2 separate regions of the Homo sapiens genome follow, and region 1 is linked to region 2. The links are chromatin loops, found by intact Hi-C in ENCODE. Cell type or tissue: dorsolateral prefrontal cortex. All regions are shown on one strand. Each heading gives the region's core, and the rest is flanking DNA. Links, peaks and the distances in the headings are about the cores only.

Evidence for each region. Hi-C counts contacts between places; a loop is a spot of excess contacts. Peaks named below come from ENCODE experiments on the same cell type or tissue, not always from the same donor. Only the 100,000 strongest peaks of a DNase experiment are listed, where the experiment ranks them.
Region 1: it touches region 2 in a loop (9-fold over the local background); 7 of 110 quality-filtered maps call a loop at or near these places.

Annotation. Positions count from the first base shown.
Region 1 is chr5:150,434,511-150,444,310 of GRCh38, forward strand. RPS14 (ribosomal protein S14) reads right to left here. Exons shown (of 5, transcript NM_005617.4): 5 at 8,125-9,800. The coding sequence ends at 9,776. Among named protein-coding and RNA genes, the nearest start is that of RPS14, 10 kb to the right of the region's middle. RefSeq lists silencers at 2,882-3,082, 7,962-8,162 and an enhancer at 6,481-7,020. In dorsolateral prefrontal cortex, for the core only: CTCF peaks have their summits at 1,732 (motif pointing left), 1,959 and 4,830 (motif pointing right); DNase peaks (open chromatin) are centred at 1,741, 6,874 and 7,701; H3K4me3 peaks cover 406 bases; H3K27ac peaks cover 3,544 bases.
Region 2 is chr5:150,291,062-150,300,861 of GRCh38, forward strand. ARSI (arylsulfatase family member I) reads right to left here. Exons shown (of 2, transcript NM_001012301.4): 2 at 5,282-7,551. The coding sequence ends at 6,153. Among named protein-coding and RNA genes, the nearest start is that of CAMK2A, 6.2 kb to the left of the region's middle. RefSeq lists enhancers at 1,894-2,475, 2,476-3,056. In dorsolateral prefrontal cortex, for the core only: no CTCF peak of the experiment used is centred there; DNase peaks (open chromatin) are centred at 2,303, 4,330 and 4,940; H3K4me3 peaks cover 305 bases; H3K27ac peaks cover 4,700 bases.

The DNA of each region.
Region 1 (9,800 bases), core at 881-8,880, 140 kb after region 2:
TTTGCAAGTTCCATTTTTCATCATGCAAACATAATTTCCCCAAGATCATGGTTTCTTCTTGTCAGAGTCATTGGTTGTTTGCCAGGCAAGCTCAACTTTGCCAGACACACAACTGCGGCGGGTGGGAGAATGTAGCTTCAGGGCCTCCCCTCCTGCCCTGACAGGCCTGATTGTTTACTCCCAGGAATTTGCATTACTTGGATTTGGAATCCCTGTCGGTAGGCCTCTCTGACAGCATACCCTAAGCATCTGCCATCAGGGCAGGATGATGTCATGATGAAGGGCCCGGACTCCGGAGCCAGGCAGAGCTAAGTTCAAATCCAGACTCCTCCACTTACTTGCTGTGTGATCTTGGCTGAGGCACTTAGTCTCCCTAAGCAAGCCTCAGTTTTCTCATCTGCAAAACAGGACTAATAATAATAATAATCTTGCCTGCTTCATAGCATGTTGTGAAGATTGATTAAGAGAATGCAGCCAGGCGCAGTGGCTCACACCTGTAATCCCAGCACTTTGGGAGGCCGAGGCAGGTGGATCATGAGGTCAGGAGTTCGAGACCAGCCTGGCCAATATGGTGAAACCCCGTCTCTACTAAAAATGCAAAAAACTAGCCAGCATGATAGCAGGTGCCTGTACTCCTCGCTACTCGGGAGGCTGAAGGGGAGAATCTCGCTTGAACCCGGGAGGCGAAGGTTGCAGTGAACCAAGATAGTGCCATTGCACTCCAGCCTGGGTGACAGAGCGAAACTCTGTCTCGGAAAAAAAAAAAAAAAAAAAGAGAATGCATGTAAAACACTCGGCATAGTACCTACCTCAATAAATGTTTGGCATTAATATCTAAGGCTGTGCTGTCTAACATGGCAGCCACTAGCTACACATGGTGGTTGAGCCCTTGAAATGTGGCTAGTCCAAATGGAAGTGTGCTATAAGTGGAAATATATAAGGGACCAGCCGGGCTCAGTGGCTCAGGCCTGTAATCCCAGCACTTTGAGAGGCTGAGGCGGGTGGATCACCTGAGTTCAGGAGTTCAAGACCAGCCTGACCAACATGGTGAAACCCTGTCTCTACTAAAAATACAAAAATTAGCCAGGTGTGGTGGTGGGTGCCTGTAATCCCAGCTACTTGGGAGGCTGAGACAGGAGAATTGCTTGAACCCGGGAGGTAGAGGTTGCAGTGAGACAAGATTGTGCCACTGCACTCCAGCCTGAGTGACAGAGAGACTCCGTCTCAAAAAAAAAAAGTACAATGGATCTCAAACTTCACACAAAAAAAGTAAAACATCTTAATAATTTTTATATTGATTATATGTTGGAATGAAAATATTTTGAACATATTGGGTTACATGAAATATATTATTAAAATTAATGTCATTTTGTGATACTTTATCAGTGTGGCTACTGGAAAATTTGAAATTACACCTGTGGCTCACTTCTGTGGCTTGCATCATATTTCTTTGGTGCTAATTCTAGTGGGTTTTATTGTTGTTTTCAGTGGGGGGGAGGAGATCTGGTTTGGTTTGGGAGCATTTGAATTCCACTGGCTGCACCTTTCTCTTTTACATGGCATCTGAGGTGCAAGGGCTCTTCAGAGATCACAGAGATGCAATCTCCTTTTTGTAAAGATGAGGAAACGGAGGCACATAAGAAATGGATAGGCTGAGGGCCACTGAACCAGGGGTGGCAGAACCCAGATCAGAACTAAGACAGCAAGGCAGCACGCGGCTTCCTGTCAGAACAATGCTGCCACCTGGTGGCCACCTATATATGACTGATGTAAGCTCCCACGGCAACGGGGCTCCCTTCAGGGGCAGGACTCTGCTACCGTGTACTTCCCAGCCCTCTGAAGAGATGCTGAGACAGGGCGGGTCCTCCTCCTCCTCGACTTCCTTGGTAGCCTGATTGCACTGAGCCCCAGCCTGCTAGAAGTGAAAGAGTGTGGCGATTAAGGGCACGGTCTGTGGTTATAGACAAGCGTATGTAAGTTTGAATCCTTGCTCCTGCCCCTTTCCAGCTGTGTGCCCCTGGACGAGTCACTTAACCTCTCTGACCCTCAGTTTCCTCACATGTTAAATTTTGATAATAACAGTACTTACCTCAAAGCGACTGAATGAGGTAATACTTGTAATATGAGTCATAAATATTTATATGATACCAGGTACGCATTGTCTCAGGTGCTGGGACAGCAGTGACCTGAACGGAAAAGTCCAGTAGTCACCAAGCCCAGTGGTTCTCAAAATGTGGTCTCTGAACCATCAACATCAGCACTACTTGGGAACTTAGAAATACAAATCTTCAGACCGGGTGCGGTGGCTCATGCCTATAATCCCGGCATTTTGGAGGCTGGGTTGGGTAATCAATTGAGCCCTGGAGTTCAAGACCAGTGAGGGCAACATAGCAAGACCCCACCTCTAAATAAAGAAAAAGAAAGAAAGATGGAAGGAAGGAAGGAAGGAAGGAAGGAAGGAAGGAAGGAAGGAAGGAAGAGAAAGAAAGAAAGAAAGAGAAAAAAGAAAGAAAGAAAGAAAGAAAGAAAGAAAGAAAGAAAGAAAGAAAGAAAGAAAAAGAAAGAAAAGAAAGGAAGGAAGGAGGGAGGGAAGGAAAGAGGCAGGCAGGGAGGGAAGGAAGGAAGGAGAAAGAAAGAAGGAAAGAAAAAGAAAAAGGAAAGAAAGAAAGAAAAAGAAAGAAAGAAAAGAGAAAGAAAGGAAAGAAAGAAAAGAAGGAAGAAGGCAGGGAGGAAGGGAAGGCAGGCAGGCAGGCAGGCAGGCAGGCAGGCAGATATTCAGGCCTCCATCCCAGATCTACTGAATCAGAAACTCGGGGTGGGAGCCCAGCAATCTGAATCTGATGCATACTTGTTTGAGAACCACTGACTTGGTGATATAGATGTTAATACCAAGTTGGGCTAAGATCTACACATTTGGCCGCATACATGGATAAATAGCTTGAGAATGATGGGCAGAGGTGAGGGATGCTAATGGATCTGTGATGTCAGGGAAGTTTGTCTGATAAGGCGACAGTTTCCAGCAGAGATCTAAAAGTGAGTATCTAGAGGAAAGAGAAGAAGGTCATGCCATCTCCTCTTCAAGACTCTCCCTGTAGACTGTAGACTGCATTCATGACTCTGCTTACTTCTCACTGGCCACAACTTAGTTGTGTGAGTGACACTTAGCTGCCTGGGAGGGGGCTGGAAACTGTACTGTTTATTCCTTGTTTCTCTTAATTCTATGTTTCTTCTTTTTTTTCTATTTTAATATTGCTCAGACCATCCTCCATAAAATGTCATCTTCATTCTGATCAGCCATACACGCAGCTAAAAATTGAGATTCCTATTTCCAATAGAAGATGAAGAGAAAGCATACTGGGACACAATTATCTCTGCCACATGGTGGTTGAGTCCTTGAAATGTGGCAAGTCCAAATGGAAGTGTGCTATAAGTGTAAATGTACAATGAATCTCAAACTTACCACAAAAAAACAGTAAAACATCTTATTAATAATTTTTATTTTGATTATATGTTGAAGTGAAAATATTTTGGACATATTGGGTTAAATGAAATATATTATTAAAATTAATGTCACTTTTTGGTACTTTATTAATATGGCTACTAGAAAATTTGAAATTACATATGTGGTTCACTTTTGTGGCTTACGTTGTATTTCTTTGGTGCTAATTCTAGTGGGTTTTATTGTTGTTTTCAGTAAGGGAGAAGAGAGATGGTATGTTTGGTTTGGGAGCATTTGAATTTCACTGCTTGCACCTTTCTCTTTTATGTGTTTCTGATATAACTAGCCTTTGGAAGTCTTTTACACGTGTATGCCTCCAGTGATGGAGAGATCACTATCTCATGAAGCAGTTTAAATCTCTGAGCAGCTCTTTTAGAAAACTCCTTTTTAGGCCAGGCGCAGGGCTCACGCCTGTAATCCCAGCACTTTGGAAGGCCGAGGCAGGCAGATCACCTGAGGTCAGGAATTCGAGACCAGCCTGGCCAATATAATGAAACCTCATCTCTACTAAAAATACAAAAATTAGTCGGGTGTGGTGTCAGGTGCCTGTTAATCCCAGCTACTCAGGAGGCTGCGGCAGGAGAATTGCTTGAACCTGGGAGGCGGAGGTTGCAGTGAGCAGAGATGGTGCCATTGCACTCCAACCTGGGCAACAAGAGCAAGACTCTGTCTCAAAAAAATAAAAATAAAAATAAAAAACTCCTCTTTAGGCCAGGGATAGTGGCTCACAACTGTAATCCCAGTACTTTGGGAAGCCAAAGTGGGATGATTGCTTGACCCCAGGAGTTCGAGACCAGCCTGGGCAACATTGTGAGACCCTATCTCTACAAAAAGTGGGGAAAAAATTAGTTGGGAATGGTGATGCACACCTGTAGTCCCAGCTACTCAGCAGGCTGAGGTGGGAGGACTGCTTGACCCTGGGAGGTGGAGGCTGCAGTGAGCTACAATCACACTACTGCACTCCAGTCTGGGCAGAGGTCTTGTCTTCAAAAAAAATAAACATAAATAAAGAAGGGAAGAAAGAAAAAGAAAAGAAGGAAGGAAGAAAGGAAGGAAGGAAGGAAGGAAGGAAGGAAGGAAGGAAGGAGACCCCTGTTTATTTGATGTCAAGTCTACCTCTCTACAACTCCTTCCCTAGCCAACTTCTACCATCGTAGGACCACACATAACGACACTGCTGCCTCTTCCCTGAGACAGAACTTTACCTATTTGAAATCCCTTATACGTTTTCCTTTTTGGCCCATTTAAAGTAAATAACCCTCCTTTGCAGCCACATCTTGGGAAAGGTTTTCCTGATCCTGCACCAAGAGATTGAGGATGGCCTTGCTAGTGCCCTCTCTGGACAACAGGGGTCACTGCAAGGTCCCCCAGGTGAATGGAGGCTCACTGGGCACCAGAGGGGCTGGCAAGGCCGGTGCTCCCTCAGGCAGAATTGTCTTCAGTTCCAAATCCTCTTGGAATCTTCTCTGTTTTGTAATTTCTTCAGATTTATTTTGCAGTTCAGTAACTTTTTTTTTTTTTTTTTGAGACAGAGTCTTGCTCTGTCACCCAGGCTGGAGTGCAATAGCACGATCTTGGCTCACTGCAACCTCCACCTCCCGGGTTTGAGCGATTCTCCTACCTCAGCCTCCTGAGTAGCTGGGACTATAGGCACGCGCCACCAGGCCCAGCTAATTTTTGTATTTTTAGCAGAGATGGGGTTTCACCATGTTGGTTAGGCTGGTCTCAAACTCCTGACCTCGTGATCCGCCCCCCTCGGCCTCCCAAAGTGCTGAGATTACAGGCGTGAGCCACTTCACCTGGCCAGTAACTCTTCTTGCAGCTGGCTCTAATCTGCCATTTAACCTATCCACTGAGCATTTCATTTCATTGATCATACGTGTTTTTCTTTCTGAGGGTTTTCTCTGGTTCCATTTTGAATATACATGATTTTTTTAATAGGTTTTGTCCACTCTTTTTGTTCCATTGCATATTTCTTTCAACATTTCATATGTAGTTATATTCTAATTCTAATATCATCAGAAGTCTTTTGGGTATCTAAATCTGTTTGTTGTTTCTGCTGCCTCTCATTCTGGTGGTTTATTTGCGTGTGTGTTGATTTTTTTCTATGAGCTCTGAGAGGGCAGGGAGTGGGCCCATATTTGGTTTTACCTAATGTGTGGGAAACTGGAGGGATTCCGTTGTCAAGGGCTTTACTCAGAGAGGATGTGCTTTAACTTCTGCGAAGAGCTCAAGGACACTCCTACCTGGGCTCGTGCTAGCCCAGAAATCAGAGTATTTAGGGCTTAATGTGAATGTCAAGTTCAGCTCCCTCACTTTGTTTGGGGTTGGGGATGGGGAGTGATAGAACCTAGGTATAACCTCCCAGCCGCTCTCCAGGATTCTCCACCATTCTTCGCCTGCAGCTTTCCATTCGGTTTTTTCTTTTTTCCTTTCTTCTTCTTTTTTTTTTTTTAGATGGAGTTTTGCTCGTTTGCCCAGGCTGGAGTGCAATGGCATGATCTCGGCTCACTGCAACCTCCGCCTCCCGGGTTCAAGCGATTCTTCTGCCTCAGCAGGCTGGGTGCTGATGTGGCAGACATTGAACAAGACATACTCCCTTCCCTCTCAGGGCTCATAGACTTTGGCGGTGCGGGGGTGAGTAGGCTGTTGTGATAGAGGGTGACCAGTGGTACCATGGGGGAATAGAGGTGTTATGAGAATTCAGTGGAGAGGTACCTTGAAGGCATCCAGGAAGATACCTTTTGATCTCAAACTTCTGACGTCAGGTGATCCACCCGCCTCGGCCTCCCAAAGTGCTGGAATTACAGGTGTCAGCCACTGCGCCTAGCCTCCAGGAAGATACTTTTGAGACAGTGATGAAAAATTGATTCCAGGCCAGGCACGGTGGCTCATGCCTGTAAATCCCAGCACTTTGGGAGGCCAAGGCAGGAGGGTCACTTGAGTCCAGGAGTTCGAGACCAGCCTGGGCGGCACAGGGAGACCCAGTCTCTACAAAAAATTTAAAAATAGGTGGGTGTGGTGATGCACACTTGTAGTCCCAGCTACTCAGGAGGCTGAGGCGGAGGAGGATCACTTGAACCCAGGAGGTCAAGGCTGCAGTGAGCCGTGATTGTGCCACTGCACTCCAGCCTGGGCAACAGAGTGAGACCCAGTCTCAAAAACAACAACAAAAAAAAACAAAACAGATTCTAACAGGTAAGCAGATGATAGTGAGGCCAAGTTGGGGAGAGTAGATGCTCCATGAGCCAAGCTGGGAAGGAAGACACAGAGGAGAGGCTGAAAGCATGAGAAGGCATGGAGGAGGGGAGAACTGAGGGAAACAGGCTTGGCTTGGGCAGAGTGAGAGGAGGGCGGAGGATGGGGTGGGGCCAGCTAAAACACAGGAGATTCACTGAGGAGATTGGATCCTATTCTAAAGACAACAGGGAGGGCAGTGATAAAACAGCAGGGGAGGGCCAGGCGTGGCGGCTCATGCCTGTAACCCCAGCACTTTGGGAAGCCGAGGCAGGCGGATCACCTGAGGTTAGGAGTTTGAGACCTGCCTGGCCAATATGGTGAAACTCTACAAAAATGAGCCAGGCATGGTGGCGGGCACCTGTAATCCCAGCCACTTGGGAGGCTGAGGCAGGAGAATCTCTCCAACCCAGGAGGCAGAGATTGCAGTGAGCCTGAGATCATGCCATTGCACTCCACCCTGGGTGACAGAGCGAAACTCCGTCTCAAAGAAAACAGCAGGGAGTGACAGAATCCAGTTAGTTTTAGATGGCATGTTGCAATGTGGTCTAGAGATAGGCAGAGGCCAGAGGGAAGACTGGGAAACGCTAGGAAGGAAACCTTGGCATGGGAAGGCGGCCAGAAGGGGAGCAGGGGAGAGGGGCAGCGACTGTCTCTAGAGGTCTGGTTGGGGCTGCAGTCGCAGCTTCAGGCGCCTCTGCTGCAGGCTGCAGTCTCAGGTGGGCAGCAGCCCAGCCGCCTCTGCGGTCAATAGGCTGCTACGTTCCCACCTGAGCCACACCACAACTTGGCTCTCCTTTCAGGCAAAACCCCCGAAAGGAACTGCTTTCAAAGACCCGGCTGATTGCATCCCTGGTTACCAGGAAAGAGCAGGACAAGTTACAGTCTCACCACAGGAAATAAAAAGAATGCTCCGGCGACTGGCAGCATTTTTCTACCACGATTCCAGCCAGCTGTCCTTTATGCTGCTTGGCACAAGACCTGCACCAGTGTAAGAATAGCAGCAGCTTCTTCAGTGCCAGGCACTGCGCTAAACACTTTGATCTTGTGTGATTCCATTTGAGGCAGCCATCATCACAGGAGTTTCCACTAAACGGCTGAGAGGTTAAGTACTTTGCCTAAGGTTGAACGGTCTGAAGCTGTGGAATAGGATTTTCCTCCAGGTGTGTCTGCCTCCTGAGGGTCTGTGCACCACATCCTGCCTTAGACTGCCAGACTGACAGTATAAAAGCACCCCTCATTTTTTTTCCCTAATAATTTGACTTTGGAATAATTTTAAGTTTACCAAAAAGTTGCAAAGATACAGTTTCTGTGTGCCACTCACCCGGTTTCACCTGTTACCATCTTACATCGCCATGATACATTTGCCAAAAGTAGGAAACCACTGGTACATTACTACTAGCTTTATTCCAGACTTTAACTCCAGACTTTATTCATATTTTTTAATTTATTATTTACTTATTTAGTTTTTGAGATAGGATCTTGCTCTGTGACCCAGGCTGAATGTAGTGATGCAATCACAGCTCACTGCGGCCTCCACTTCCCAGGCTCAGGCAATTCTCCCACCTCAGCCTCCCAAGTAGCTGGCAGTACAGACGTGTGCCACCATGCCCAGCTAATTTTTTATTTTTTGTAGAGACGGGGTCTCCCTGTGTTGCCCAGGCTGGTCTCAAACTCCTGGGCTCAATCCGTCCTCCTGTCTCGGCTTCCCAAAGTGTTGGGATTATAGGCGTGAACCACTGTGCCCTGCCTTTATCCTATTTCACTAGTTTTTATACTAATACCCTATTCTGGTTCCAGAATCCAATCCAGGATACCACAATGGGCATTTAGTTTTCACGCCTCCTTAATCTCCTGTCCTTGACTTTCATGACTTTTAACAATTTAAGGAGTACTGTTATATTTTTTTTGCAAGCTTTTTTTTTTTATTATACTTTAAGTTTTAGGGTACATGTGCACAACGTGCAGGTTTGTTACATATGTATACATGTGCCATGTTGGTGTGCTGCACCCATTAACTCGTCATTTAGCATTAGGTATATCTCCTAATGCTATCCCTCCCGCCTCCCCAGGAGTACTGTTATTTCATCAGGTTAAGATTCAATGTTGTTATTAAAATCCCTAGCAAGGTTTGGCATGTAACCAACGCCGCCTCATCACAGTAACCCCTTGTCTCAGGACCCATTTATTTGCTTATTCCCTCTGCCTGGAACACGCCATCAAAGGCTAAAAGCAGCATCCCAACAGATTTTCCCCTCTTGCTGGTTTCTTTCCTCTACAACTGACTACCTCAATGGTCTCACCTCTCCAGCCTGTGACACACAGCATCCTCTCCACTGGGTCTCACTAACCCTACCCAGCCACCAGCCTGTCCTAACCATGGCAGGCACCATCACGGGGCCTTGTGGTAATCCCTTGCAAAACGCTGAGTACCATCTGGTGTCACTGGGTACTCAGAGCCGCATGCAAGCTTCCGGAAAGCAAGAACTTTTCTTTTTTATCGCTGATGAAAATAGGACTTGGTGTGTATTTGTGGGGTGACAATCTTTATGTACTTTATGTACTGATGTGGAACAATCTCCAAGATCTGCCAAGTGAAAAAAAGCAAGACGCAGTGGAGTGAGCTCCCAGCTTTGCACAGAAGGTGTGGGGGGAGAATGCACACCCACGTGTGTTTATATATGGCATGGGTCTGGAAGGCTCCTCTTTCGCTTCAGGCTACACTTGGATCAACAGTTCCCACTCTGGCTCTTTAAGAATTGGTCCATATTTAGAACCAGCATCTCCACTCAAAACGAGGTCTCCAACGCCTTGGTCTGCTTTAGATGACCAAGGCAACTTAATGCCGCAAGTAGCATGGAAAAGACCCCAAATGCAGCACCAGGATCTCAGCTCTCCTCAGGCTCCTTTCTCCCAAGAAGCCAAATAGGAGGAAGAAATCAAATGCCTGAGTAGCCCCTGATGAAGGAGAGAAGGCTGGAGTTGAAACAGTTTACATGAAGGCAATTTATTAACAGAAAATATTTTGAGGAATCTTGTTCACAGACGGCGACCACGGCGACCC
Region 2 (9,800 bases), core at 1,108-9,107:
GTTCAAGTGATTCTCCTGCCTCAGCCTCCCAAGTAGCTGGGACTACAGGCGCACACCACCACGTCTGGCTAATTTTTTGTGTTTTAGTACAGACAAGGTTTCACCATGTTACCCAGGCTGGTCTCAAACTCCTGAGCTCAGGCAATCCACCTGCCTCAGCCTCCCAAAGTGCTAGGATTACAGGTGTGAGGCACCATGCCCGGCCTTTGGACATTTATTAGCTGAGTGATCACGGGCAAGTCACTCACCCTCTCTGAGCCTCCAGCTCCTTTTCTACACAACAGGGGAATGAAGATGCCCTGCAGGGGAAGGCTGTGGAGATGGAGTGGGCTAAGGGCTGTGAAGGCCTTTGGGAACTATGTAAATAGGAGGCCTCTTTCTAGGCTCTAGAGGAGGAAAATGAAGGTTTAAAGCTGGCCCGTGACCACCCCATCACTCTAGCTTGGGCTTGGCATCTCAGACCCTGCATACCCCTTCCCCTCTCCACTGAGGAAAAAGGGTGCCTTGGCCCATTTCGCAGCTTGATGGGCAGAGGCTTCATGCCAGCACCTGCCCCCAGCGAGCATGGGTTGGATAAAAGGATCCAGGCATCCAGACCCTCAGGGATTCTAGCCCACCCGCTCTGAACCTCCACATTGCCTTGCTAGTCCTCTCACTTGCAGGACATGTTATCTGCTTGTTGGTATTCTCCAACCCCATGAAGTCCCTGACTCACTACCCTACTTGCAGGGGCCCCCTGGAGACATCTGGATAACCCTCCCATTCTGCCCTTCTTCCTGGGAGTGGGCTGTGGGGGAGAATAAAGGGTGAGCTCACCCATTCAGCCGCTGTTCCCAGGAGAGGAGAGGGAGGGTGGGAGAGGGAGGGTGGCAGAGGGGAAGAGGGGAAGTGAGCAAGGGAGGAGGGGGGTAATGGCTTAGCCACTAATTGCACCATTACCACCTTTGGGAAAAGGGAAAACCACTCAGTTTTGTTTCTGCGCACAATATGCTTCCCGCTTCTGCCGCCAACGTTGCAATTCAGAGGCAGAGTGGAGAGGCCTATGCCTGGGGGCCGCACAGCCAGTGGGCAGCAGGCAGGGCACAGAACACGGTGGCCAAGCTACAGGCCTATGTGGGGAGGTGGGGGAGGGCTGCACTGCCACCCTCCTGTCCCAGACCCTCTAGCCTGTCCCCCAGGAGGGGATGGCTTCCACACAAGAAAGTGCTGGAAGAGCCCTTAGTGACCACCAAGGCCACCTGCCATTGCACAGGGACAGGAGAGGCAGTGTTGCTTAGTAGTTAGGGTGACTCCACGACTTACGGGCTATGTGATTTTGGATGAATATCCTAACTTCTCCGTGCCTCTGTGTCTTCATCTGCATAATTGGGTCAATAATATTCCCTACCTCCAGGCTGTTCTGTAGATTAAATGAGACAAGCACAGTGGCTGACACTATAAATGCTCAATAAATGGGAAATTATAATCAAGAAACTCAAAAGTCCTCTCCCCTCACACACCACTCCCTGAATCACGGAAGCACACACCATCATCTTGAGTCCCAGCACTTCAGGGCACTGTTCCCTTAGTCTGCACTGGAGTTTAGCTCATGGTTTGGAAATCACCTTGTCTAAGCCTAGTTTGCAGCAATTTCTGTAGAACAAAGAACTAGAGCTAGAAGGAGAGGAACCACAAGGCTCTCCAGCTCATCGGGTGCCAAAGGAATGATGATGCTGTTTTAAAAATTCACAGTAAAACAAAAAAGCAACTATGCTGTGAGATTATGAGGCTGTATTAATGGAAATCTAATGTTCTGAACTGGGACAGTCCTGCGTGGCTGGGTGCTGGCCTGACCCCTGTTTCCTCTCCCGATTCCCACTGATGAAATGGAGCATGCTCAGAAGTGAGCAGAGCACATGGGGAAGACCCTGGCATCAGGTCCCTCAGAGGAAGGTGTGAAGGAATGGAGGCAGGAAGATGGCCACCTCTCTCCCTGTATGTGATGTGGACCACGGGGGCAGCCTCTGTGGCTGCTGGGAGCAGGGCCAGCACAGCCCCGCTCCTGTCATCTCTTTCTTCCCTACTTCCATCTCTCCTTTCCACTCTCCTTTCTTCTCTCCTCTTGCCTTCCCCTCTCCCTCATTTTTCCTGTTCCCTCTTTTGCATCCTTCCTTCTCAGTTCTCCGTCTTTCTCATCTTTTTTACTTCCTTTCTGGTTTCCAGCTCCCTCTCTTTCTGTCACTCTTCTCTCCCTCCCCTGCTGGCCTGCACTGTGCATGCGGTCCTGGGGGATGGGCAAGTTGAGGGCTGCAGGATCCAGATAGCAGAGAGATGGCTGGAGAGGCAGAAGAGAGAAGAAGAGGAGGGAGAAGAGGAAGAAGTCCCCTCTGAAAGTCTTACACATGAGCACACACACACACCCCTCTGAGCCTTCCAGAGCCTAGCTCAGCGGTGTGGGCACTGCCTCGGACAGGCACCCCCCACCTTCCTGAGGGTAATAGCCACTCTGCTGAGAAGGCATGACTGCTAATTCACCACCTCCCCTGAGCCCGCGAGGCTAGCAGCTGTGCCCGGTGGTGGCGGGCACTGAGGAGCCAGCCGTGCCTCTGTGGCGCTGAGAGAATGAGCCGATGATTGCAGGAGGGGGACTGTTCCTGCCAAACTCCCCACTCCCCAGGGCCAAAGCAGACACGAGAGGCAGCACGTGTGCCCCCATCTGCAACACGCGTGTGGTATTCGAGAGCAGGCCTCCATGCTATGGGCTGGTCGCCAGGGGTGGGAGCCCTGGAGGTTGCTGAACCCAGTCCTGACATGCCAGAATAGGGATTGGCACGTGAACACAGGCAGTGCTCCACAGAGACAGAAGGGATGAAAAGTGACCAGGGCTGGGTTCCTGCATGGGTGATTGTAGCCCCAGTGGCATTGTGACAGCTGACTCAAATCCCACCTTCCACAGCCCACACACATATGCCCAAGTGCCCCAGGGTCCTGCAGGGCCTGGGCAGGCACCACAGAAAGTGTGCCATCCAAAGGGTCCCCACAGGGCCTGTCCCACTAAGGGCAGTGAGCATGGGGGGCAGAATTGGTGGAAAGTGGGCCAAGAGAGAAATGGTCCTGCTGAGGGTCTGGGTGGAGGGAGATTGGGTTCATTCATTGCAGTAAGTAAGGCTAGGCCTACATGAAGAAGTGGGGGAAGTCAGGGATCAGGGAGCAGAACTGTCCCTGAGGTCTCCCACACAGGAGGCACTCTTGCAGGGGAGAGTGAAGCAGAGAGCCATGGGACAGAGGACAATGGCTACTGGGCCGATGGCTGCATAGCACTCCTTGCAGTTAGAGGACCTGAGTTCGAGTCCTGGAAGAGCTTGCAGGAGGTCTCCCCAGTAGAACCTCCACTTCCTCCTGAGAAAGATGGAGCCCAGAGCACTGGCCCTCCATCCAGGTGTGGGGCTATCACTTGGCCCTTGGGGAATGGGTTACCAGAGCCCAGGACTCTACTGGCAGGGCCCAGCTTGGACAGGCTGCCCCCTGGCTCTGGCCCCTACAGCTGGCAGATCAGCTGCCATCTGGTGCAGCCAAGGAAGAAACAGGGGGTCTCACCAGGCATCTCTGGGCTCCACTTCCCCAGATCTGTGGCCCGAGGGACCGGAGCTGCCTCTGATCTGCCCTCCCTTCCCTCCCCACAAGCACAGGTGCTCAAATGGTACGAGCACCTGCCTGGCAGTGCCAGTTGGCGGCCTGGCACAGAGTCCAGACCCAGGTGCCCCGGCTGGAGGAAACTTGGGCCACAGGAGATGGGAGGGGGCTGGCAGGAGCCATGCTGATTGCTGGGAAGAGCAGAAGTCACCACAGGCTGAGCCTGTTATCGTAGTGCTTGAGTGCTCTGGGGCACCCAAGACCCTCCACCAATCTCAGGCCTAGGCCAGCCGCCAGCTCCTCTAGACCAGGTTGCAGGCTCAAGCTTGCGTGGGGCCACCGGGCTGTTTGCTGAGCGCTGGGTTGGGTAGGACTCAGCTAGGCAAGCTCTGGGCTGGATTTGAGACTGGACCAAGACCTGGGGTCAAGTCTCCTTCTCAGGGCACCAGGAACAGGTGCCAGCCCCATCCCCAGCTAGTCTTTCTTGGTTTAGGTTGGTCACAGGCAGTAAGCCTCGGTGATTAGGGGACAGCAGAAAGGGCCATTCACGGTCCTGCACTTGCGGTGCCAAAGGGCAGGGGCCCTGGGAGAGAAGTGGGGGCTGGAGCTGGAGGGTAAGCCTCGGGCAGGGCTGACTCAGCAGGCACAGGAGAGGCCTCCATACAACTCGTGCAAGCCCGGAGTGGCAGGGAAGCCTTGGCTCCATGCCACCCTGGAAAGGCCCCACCCACACAGCTGGGACAAGCACCCAGCAGAGCTAGAGTACCCTGAGGAGTGGGCGAACTACGGACAGCTCATCTCCCAGGGTGTGTCAGGCCTGGGCCACCGCCCTAACAGGTGACTTACTTCTTCAGAGCCTCCCTCCTGAGCAGACTGAAATGCTGGAGGTCACTGGAATCCAGAGGCCTCTGCCTATCCTGGCTCCTGCCCCACGACACAGCTGGGAATCAACATCATAGAGGCAGGGAAAGATGCTAGTTGGGGGAGGTGATAAGGGGTAAAAAGAATAGGGCCAGGAGGAAGGGGCTTAGAGCATGAATGGTCACCTCCACCCAACAGCCTCAGGCCAGACCCTCACTCCTGGACTCAGCCACATCTGCAGTGGGGATGGAACTCTGTAACCAATACCTGAACCCCCACACATACCGCACCCACCCCACCCCACCCATCCTGCTCATCCACAAGCTGATGAGTCCTAACAGGCCTCCTTTGCCAGTGACAAAAATAACTATTTTAAAAATTCACAGCAGGGCTTTCGCCTACACACACTGCGCCGACTGGAACCTGAAGGGAGATATGCAGAACGCAGTGTGCGGATGGAGGCGCGCTAGGCGGCAGGCGGGCTCTGCAACACCCGTGGCCTCCTCGCTACCACTCAGCCTGCCCCCCACCCCAACACACACACATGCACACTAGCCCAGAATGGCCAAATGGGAAGTGCTCTTAGATCATCACTGAACATAGTGGGATGTTGAGGCCCAGAGAGGGTCAGGGATGTGCCTGAGGTCACATAGTGGGTCTGTGGCAGGACTCCCATTCCCCCACCGCCTAGCCAGGCTGTCCACCTCCTCTCCTGTTCACTCGGCCGACCGTGAGCTCATACCTGCCCCCAGGACACACATGCACACACCCACACATGCTCATAGTCAGACAGCACTGCATCCCTCACTTCCATGTTACGACACTTTAATCAAGTTCACAAGCTCCTCCACAACCTTGGCCAGTCTTCCAGAGCCTCATGAAGGAGGCAGAGCCAGGGCTGGCATCCCCACTTGCAGGTGGGGAAATCAAGGCCTAGAGGGCAAGAACTGTGCCCCAGGTCACAGGAGAACCCAGGTGTCCTGGTACTGGTTTGGGGGCTCTTCACAGCTCTTTCTACCACCCTTGGTGCTGCAGCAGTTAATGGCCCAGCCAGTTTCTCTGGGTACTGGAGGGGCCAGAAGAGGAATTTTGCACCACGGTGCCTGACACCAGTCTGACCGGAGGACTGGCCTAGGCCATGTGAAGACCCAAGAAGGTCAACCCCCCCGACCCCTGCCCTCCACCCACAGCGCTTGGGGGTCCCTGTAGAGAGCAGCCAGATTGCCATGCTTCAGCTGGGGGCCAGGCTTGGAGTTGCCTCCAGGCAACTCCCAAACACCACCACAGGGATCCCGTGTTAAGGGGGAAGCCTTAAAGGAGTTGTCAAGTGGCAAGGCCGGCCAGGAACTCCACCGTGGCCCCAGGCTCCAGGGCCACACCAAAGAGTCACAAAGTCATTAGAGCTCATTTTACAGATGAGGAAACTGAGGCTAAAAGCTCATGTGGGTCACCTGAGGTCACAGAGCAAGTCCGTGAGGAGGCAGGACTGAGACACAGGCATCCCAGTCTGGTTTATTCCCACCCACTCCTATCCAGGCTCCCTACCCTGTTCAACCAAGGGACTCTACACCCTCCAACTCCCTGTAGATGGAGATGTGACAGGCTTCTCCCTGAGAAACAGCAGGGCCAAGCCGGAGTGGGGAAGATCCTCTAAAGGACAGTTTTCTCCCTCCCCACCATCAGATCCGTTGGGACATTAGCCTGGTGTTGAGTTTACGGAAAAAGGATCGAAGCTTGCAAATCTTGCATTTTTTCTTGCGACGACCCCGGGAGAAGCTTCGAGCCCTCCCTTCCTCTTCCTCCTCTTCCTCATCACTGGCCCAGGGCCCCCAAGCACCCCCATTAAAGTCAGGATGAGCCCGGGGGTTCTCAGCTGGGTAGCGTACCGGGATGGCTGTGCGGTTATATTCGGCCAGGCGAGCCAGCAGGGTGCGGACCACATCAGGCCGCTGGCCAGCCAGGTCCTCCCGTTCATAAGGGTCAGCACTGATGTTGAAGAGCCACACGGCCTGGCGGACACTGGCCATTCGTTCCAGGTTCCACCAGCTACCCGGGAAGGTGGCCAGTGTCTGCGGTGGGATCCAATCGCCATAGCCGGGGTCTCCTGTCAGCAGCTTCCACTCACCCACGCGGATGGCAGCCTGCACGGCGGTGTTCCAGATGCCAAAGCCGCCCTCCAGGGAGCCATGCTGGGCATGGTTGTAGAGTGGGTCAATGTTGTGCAGGATCTCCGTGCGTGGTGAGGCCCGGCCCTCGCTGATGGCCGGCCACACGTCGTAGCCATCTAGCCCATCGGCTGCTGAGGTGGTACCACCTGCCAGACCCACCAGGGTCGGGTACCAGTCAGTGATGTGCATCAGTGCCCGGCTTGTCCGTTGCTTTCGCTTGAGCAGGGGACTGTGGACAAAGCCTAGGCCCCGCACGCCACCTTCCCAATAAGTGCCCTTGCGTCCTCGGAGCGGCCAGTTGCTGCCCCCCGAGAAAGTCTGGCCACCATTGTCACTGGAGAAGATGATGACACTGTTGTTGTAGAAACCGTAGCGCTTGAGGGCCCAGGTGATGTTGCGCACAGCCTCATCCATGCAGGTCACCATGGCCGCGTACTTCCGCCGGGCCACATTGCCCATGGTGCGGTAGCGGTACAGGTACTCACGAGGGGACTGCAGGGGTGTGTGTACTGCCTGGAAGGCCACATAGAGGAAGAGGGGACGCTGAGGGCTGTGGCTGGCCAGGATATGGCTGGCGCGCTGGGCATAAAGCATAGTGGAGTACTGGCCGCTGAGCCCCCAGGCCACATTCTCACCCTCGTGCAGGTCGAAGCCGCACACGCCTGGGCCATCACAGTTGTCATAGGTGTAATAGTCCACATTGCCCGTGAGCGAGCCCAGGAAGGTGTCGAAGCCCCGACGGGTGGGCAGACACTCCTTCCGGTAGAAGCCCAGGTGCCACTTGCCCACCATATGGGTGGAATAACCTGCCTCCTGCAGCTTCTGTGGCAGTGTCACCTGGTCCAGGGGCAGGCAGTTGGGCTGCTGTGGGCGGATGATGGAATGCTGGAGTCCTGTGTGGATCTGGTACCTGGTGGGGAGGAGGGGAAGGCACAGAAGGCACAGGTAAGCTACAGACCATTGCTCTGGCCATCCAGTCCCCAGTACCACTGTGAGGTGGGCTGTGGTCCCAGCACTACCAGCAAAAATAATAACAGTAACCACCAGGTACTATCTACTATGCTAAGCACCTCAAATGCATTATCTCATCGAATCCTCAAAATCACTGGAAGTAGATCATATTGTCGTTTTACAGATGAGGAGATTGAAGCTCAGAATGGCTAAGCCACTCACCCAAGATCACACAGCTAGGAAGTTGGAGAGATAAAAGTTGAACCCAGGGTAATAATGACAATAATAATAGCTAATACCGAGCACTCACTGTGAGCTTGGCATTACACTAATCCTCTTATGTGAATTATCTTACTTAATCCTCACCACAAATTCAGAGGTACATATTATTGTTCCCATTTTCCAAATAAGGGAACTGAGGCTTGGTAAATTAAATTAGTTGCCCGGTGACTCACACGGCTAGTAGTTGGAGTGGGATTTATAACCCAAGCAGTCTGGCTCCAGACTTCGGAATCCCTAAGCTCTAAGCTATTAACTTGCACTGGGGCCTAGAGCAAGCCCTGCTTTCCCAGGCAAACTCTTACTCACTCTTCAAAGCTCAGTCCAAATGTTATCCATGCTATAAAGTCTTTCATAACTCTCCCAAAGAATTAGTCACTTTTGCTTCTGGGTTCCCCTAGCATTTAGTACACACCATCGTTTTCTTACTTGGCCGTGGGATTATACTCGTCTGCACATGCTCTTGCGCCCAGTGACATGTGATGAGACTGTCCTTTATTCAACCTTCTATTCCTAGCACCCAAGTGATGTTCAAAGAGCACTCAATTATTTATGAAATGAATGAATGAATGACACTTAAGAGGGTTTTAGAGCCAGAAGGGACCCAATTCATTCTCTAGTTTACTCACCTCATCTTAAAAAGGACCTAAGGTCTTTTTAAGGGAAGGGGAAGGGCCTTAACTGAGGTCGCTCGGTGGTCAGGAACAGAGCCAGGACTTGAACATAAATCCAAGCAGAGTCTAAGCAGGGACTCTTTTTCAGCAAACTGGGCTGCCGTATCTCTTCCCACATGGGGGCCTCAGTTTGCTCCCGTATAGGAGTTGGTTGAAATGGGAAATCTCTAAGACTCGTCTAGTTTCCCAGTTTTTTAAGACCAGCTCCCAAGTGCCTGCCTGTGAGCTCATATGACCCCTTGATCCAGGCTATCACCCTGAGGCAGGAGTAAATGGTTAGGCAAATCCTGAATTCCTCATTTATCCATTCATATCCCATCTTCCCCCTTCTGTGGTCAAGGCTCCCATGTGATCTGCTTATGGTGTCTTGCCTTTACTCAAGTCTTGAAAGTCCCAGAGTAAATAAGAAGCCTGGAACTTCACAAGTATGTTAAAATCCCACACCTTTTTCTCACCTCCAGGCATCCAAATTAATCCAAGCCCTGAATACCTGACATCTTTAACCAGAGCACAGGAGTGAGTTTCTGTTTTGGTTTCCTTATCTTAAAGCTGTTATTGTTGTTAGCTCTAATTAGCTACTACTGCCATTTTTAACACTATGTGCCATACACATACATTATCTCATTTAACTCTCATTTTAAAAACCTACAGGGAAGTCTATTACCACCCCCATTCTACAGATGATAAAACCAAGTCCCCCGAAAGTGCAGCAATGACCCAAGTTCAGAGAGCTGACAAGCAGTGGAGCTAAGCTTTGAACCTGGGTCCACTCAAGTCATGCTCAAAATCTTTTGGTGATAACGGCCTCTCCAGGCCTCAATCAAGCTAATAAATTATTGGATTTGATATGAGAAGCACCCTAGGGCCCTGAGTCCCAACTGGGCCGGTCTTCATAGAGGTGGGGTGCTGTGGAGCGCTGGCTTGTAAAGCGGATGGGCCAGCTAAGAGTCACCAAAGCCCACCTGCAAGTGAGTCACAAGAGAAACTTTGCCTCTCTCCAGTGTCACAAAACACAACTGGATGTGTTAACAAACACTAACGAGGGCTGTAAGCATCAATGAGATGGAGCCAGCTGCAGGGTGGGGGAGGGCAGGCACTGGCCGGCCACCTTCAGTTAGCTTCGCAGATCAGGGGACTGGAGCACTGCCCTCCTGCTGTCTGCTCATTCCGCTACTTAAACCAAAAGTCACCTCTTAGGACAGAAACGCTAAGTTGTGTATAACTCTTGGGAATGCAGACTCCTCCACCCTCTTCT